2 separate regions of the Homo sapiens genome follow, and region 2 is linked to region 1. A link is a loop called in an ENCODE intact Hi-C map of the cell type or tissue named here. Cell type or tissue: PC-3. All regions are shown on one strand.

Evidence for each region. Peaks named below come from ENCODE experiments on the same cell type or tissue, not always from the same donor. Only the 100,000 strongest peaks of a DNase experiment are listed, where the experiment ranks them.
Region 2: a loop joins it to region 1, with 1.9 times the contacts of the local background. A loop is called at or near these places in 1 of 110 quality-filtered maps.

What each region holds. Positions count from the first base shown.
Region 1 is chr10:54,797,189-54,799,688 of GRCh38, reverse strand. The region is part of intron 1 of PCDH15 (protocadherin related 15); the gene reads left to right. Among named protein-coding and RNA genes, the nearest start is that of PCDH15, 2.8 kb to the left of the region's middle. In PC-3, no CTCF peak of the experiment used is centred here; DNase peaks (open chromatin) are centred at 1,498 and 1,818; H3K4me3 peaks cover 1,002 bases; H3K27ac peaks cover 1,547 bases.
Region 2 is chr10:54,579,623-54,582,122 of GRCh38, reverse strand. The region is part of intron 2 of PCDH15 (protocadherin related 15); the gene reads left to right. The region is part of intron 2 of LOC105378311 (a long non-coding RNA gene); the gene reads right to left. Among named protein-coding and RNA genes, the nearest start is that of MIR548F1, 27 kb to the left of the region's middle. In PC-3, no CTCF peak of the experiment used is centred here; a DNase peak (open chromatin) is centred at 1,152; H3K27ac peaks cover 1,217 bases.

The sequences.
Region 1 (2,500 bases):
GCCCAATTCCACTGAGTGGCGACCTCCTAACCCCTCAGCTGTTGCAATTATGTGCTGAGCAGGAAATGTGAATCCCTACAACTTTGCCCCCCAAATTACCCTTAAACATAATCATTAAGTGACCTGAACAGGTCAGAGTTTGTGCTACCTAAGTGTCAGCAACTTCTCTGGAAAATTATGGCATGAAGTTTTGAATATTATTCACAAAAAGATTTAAATAAAACATTTCATTTTCTAGGAAATGTTTAAAAATATGGTATACCCACTGATAATATTTGATAAGTATCTGAACTATAGTTTTAAAAAACACTAATAATTATGCTTTAAAAAAACCCAGTGAAAAATAAATGTCCATTACAACTTTGCTCTTAATTTGTTCACATTTAAATTTTGCATGGTATGTGTTGTATCTTTTTATTATACAACTTTCACAGCAGATAGGCAGACATAAATTGTTTTTATGCCACTTGCAAAAATTCTCCAGTATTTGGTTCATAGCTTATGTTTGAAATTAAAGGCAAAAGGTAATTATTATTTTTATCAAAGGAAATCACTATAATTATTTGATCACAAAACGTACGTCAAGCAAATACATGTTGAGGAATTAATGATTCCTTTGTGTTATCACTTTATCATGAGGACTTTTACTCCTTAGACAAATTATGAACCTTCTCAAAATAGTAAAATGTAAAACCAAAAATTATAAAGTAATTTCATAAATGTGACTACTTTATTGGGTAGATGAGTGTACTCCCCCTTTCTGTAAATGTGCAGATACAATTTCAGACTGTAGGAACTTTTTTTCCTACTTAAATGGTGTAAAACAATAGCTTTTCATAAACGAGCTGTTATATTAACTTCTTCCTAACACAGAAGCCCCCCATATACATTTACATTTTATTGTAGCCCTAATGCTGGGAGAAATACATGGTTTTAAGTTTCACTCAGGATTTGAACACAAGGAAAAGTTAGCAGAAATAATAATCTAAACAAAGAGACCACACTACTTCATAAAATGATCATATTTATTATCTAAAAGTTTAATTTTACTTCAGACTCTATTTTAAGAGTGGGTTTTGGTCATAGTCATTTTGTTTGTATTTTTCCATTTTTTAAAAGAGTTCTTAGTATCGGGACCACTTGTGAACTAGAATCATTTTGTCATTCTATGTATCTGTGGTTTTCACATGCAAAATAAGACTATACAATTATAATATTGAAAAGATTGTTTTACTTGTCAGGGATGGCATCCAAAAACTATTTTTGTTACTCTCAACTAAAACTTTGTTTGAGGTTTGATATATTTTCTTTTGTAATGGGATTTTGTTGTTGTCGTTAACACTATAGCATGAGAGAATGTGGATTCAAAACTAACAGTGACCTGTGGGGCTTCATTTATTAGTTTCAGACTCAAATATGACTGAGTTGCATCCAAGGGTATTGGAAGGAAGTGTGGTGACTCATTAGTGCTCATAGTCAATTTTGAGTGAGGAAAAAAAAAAAGCTAATGTGAGTAATTTATGGCCAGATTATTTTCTCTTGATAGAGTCGCCATAGAAATTCCAGAGGTGTAAATCACCCAGAAACTGTAACGTTTATTTAAATTGAATACTGGAAGCACTTAGGTTGAAATGGTGACAAGAACCGAGAATACACCCAGAAATTCCAAATGCACATGTTAATTCGTTGCATGTATGGATGGCAGGGGCAGGATGGGAGGTAGTTTTGAATGTGAGAGCGACTAGCTTGACCTTAAAATACAATTTTCAACTGTGGTGTATAAACTGAAGTGAGAGACTTGGAAGAATATGTAGACGAGTATGACTTAATCTCAGCCTAAAAGTCAGTCACGCTGAGTAAGATGGACACACCCCGCTCCCCCCCTGCCCACACATACACATGTGTGCTATTTATTAATATAAGGAGCATAGAAACATCATATTCTGTCCGAAGGACAACAATTATTTTCCTTGAGAACCTCAGCACACCCTCTAAACATTTGTTCCTCAGTGTCCACATTTAAAATACATAACTTATAAATGAAGCCAGCAAAATGAATAAGAAACCTGTAAATTGCTAAATAATTTTAAATACAATTAATTGTTTTAATCTTGTCCAATTACTTCCTAAGATGATCGTGTGTGTGTGTGTGTGTGTGTGTGTGTGTGTGTGTGTGTGTGTTTCAACAATAACAGCAACAAAATAATTTTCACCTAAAGAGTAAAAGTTTCTGAGCACTGTAATGGACAAATTTCCTTTTATATCATAAACCTTGTTTAAAGGTTGCATTCACCCTTAAAATTAGATCATGGCTATTGAAGCTATAAATGTAAGAGGCAAAAGCAGTCATTATTTCAAAAAACTAAAGAAAATGAAGCATTTCTTTCCTTCAAGTTGGTAAATGGAAAAGTTCAAAGCTTGTTTATTGTGTTCCTTGATGGATAAGAAATTGATAGGAGGTGTAACTTTCTGTATGGCTTTTAGAGTGTAAGCATTCTCA
Region 2 (2,500 bases), 220 kb after region 1:
TTTAAAATTTTTTTATATTGCTGTGCAAACTCTTTAATTTAAATAGGTCCCAATTGTCAATTTTTGCTTTTGTTGCAATTGATTTTGAGGATTTAGCCATAAATTGTTTTCCTAGCCTAATGTCAAAAATGATGTTGCTTGGGTTTTTTTCTAGGGTTTTTATAGTTTGAAGTATTACATTTAAATCTTTAATCCATCTTGAGTGAATTGAGTGAATTTATTATATGGTGAAAGGTAGGAGTCCAGTTTCATTCTTCTGCATATGGCTAGCCAGTTTTTGAGTACCATATATTGAACATTACCCAGCGTTCACTTTTGTCAACTTTGTCACAGATCGTATGATTATAGGTGTGCAGCTTTCCTTCTGGGTTCTCTTTTCTGTTCCATACGTCTATGTGTCTGTTTTTGTATTAATACCGTCCTATTTTGGATATTGTAGACTTATTGTATAGCTGAAGTCGGATAATATGATGCCTCTGGCTTTTTTCTTTTTGTTTACCTTCCTTTAGCTATTCAGGCTATTTTTTGTTCTATATTTTAGAATCCTATTTTTCTATTTCTGTTAAAAATGGCATTGGTAGTTTTACAGGAATAGCATTGAATCTGTAAATTGCTTTGGGCAGTATGACCATGAGTAATACTCATTCTTACCTTCCATGAGTGTGGAATGAATTTATAATTGTGTGTGTCATCTATTATTTCTTTCAGCAATATTGTGTAGTTATTACAGAGATCTTTCACCTCTTTGTTGGATGTATTCATAGACATTTAATTTTTATTGTGGGTATTGTAAATGTGATTGTGTTCTTGATTTGACTCTCCACTTGAACATTATAGAAATGCTACTGATTTTTGTATGTTGAATTTTTATTCTGAAACTTTACTGAAGTCATTTATCCATTTCAGGAGCCTTTCAGCAGAGTCTTTGAGGTTTCCTTAGTGTAGAAACATATAGTCAGCAAAGAGAAATAGTTTGACTGCTTTTCATATCTGGATGTCTTTTATTACTTTCTCTTCTTTGATTGCTCTAAGATTTCCAGTACTGCATTGAATAGAAGTAGTGAAAGTGAGCATCCTTGCTTTGTTCCAGTTCTCAAGGGATTGATCCCGCTTTTGCCCATTCAGTATGATGTTGGCTATAGGTTTGTCATAGATGACTCTTATTATTTTTAGGTATGTTCCTTTGGTGACTCATTTTTTAAGTATTTTTATCATGAAGAGATGTTAGATTTTATCAAAAGCTTTCTCTGCATCTATGGAGATGATCATAATTACATGGTTTTTGTTTTTAATTTTGTTTATGTGGTGAATCACATTATTGATTTGCACATGTTGAACTACTCTTGCATCCCAGAAATAAAGGCTACTTGATCATGGTATAGCTATTTGATGTGCTGTTGGATCAGGTTTGCTAGTGTTTGGTTGGAGATTTTTGTGTTTATGTTCATCATGGATATTAGCCTGTAGTTTTTCTTTTTTTCATTGTTTATCTGCCAGGTTTTGGTATCAGGGTGATGCTGGCTTCATAGAATGAGTTACAGAGGAGTTCCTCCTTAATTTTTTGTAATAGTGTCAGTAGAATTGGTAGTAGGACTTCTTTGTATTTCTGCTATAATTTGGCTGTGAATTATGTCCACCTGGTCAGGGACATTAGTTGATTCATAGGGTTTTTTATGACTGATTCATTTGTTCAGAGTTGCAATTTCTTTGTGATTCAATTTGGGGAGGTTGTATGTTTTCATGAATGTATCAATTTCCTCTAGATTTTTTAGTTCGTGTGCATCCAGTGTTCATAATATTCTCAGGATCTTTTCGGTTTCCATGTGTTTGGCTGTAATGTCATCCTTGTTTCTGAATGGGCTTATTTGGATCTTCTCTTTTTTGTTTTGTTCATCTAGCTGGAGGTTTATCTCTCTTGTTTATGCTTTCAAAGTCCCAACTTTTGGTCTTGTTGATCTTTTGTATGGATTATTGGGTCTCTACTTCATTCAGTTCTGCTCTGATTTTAGTTATTTCTTTCCTCTCATTAGCTTTAGGTTTAGATTGTTCCTTTTCCTCCGGTTCCCATAGGTGTAATGTTAGATCATTAATTTGAGATCTTTCTAACTTCTTGATGTAGACACTTAGTGCTGTAAATGTTCCTCTTAACATTGTATAGGCTGCATCTCAGAGATTTTGAAATGTTGTGTGTCTTCATTTTAAATAATTTTATAAATTTCCTTAATATCGTTGTTTATCTGAAAGTCCTTCAGGAGCAAGTTGTTTAATTTGCATGTCATTGTGTGGTTTTGGGAGATGTTCTTAGTATTGGTTTCTGGTTTTAATCTACTGTGGTTCAAGAGTATGGTTGATATGATTTTAATTTTTTGTGTTTATTGAGACTTGCTTTATGGCTGAGCATGTGGTCACCCTTAGAGTATGTTCTGTGTGCAGATGAGAGGAATGTATATTCTGTGGTTGATGGGTAGAGTGCTCTGTAACGTCTACTAGGTCCAACTGG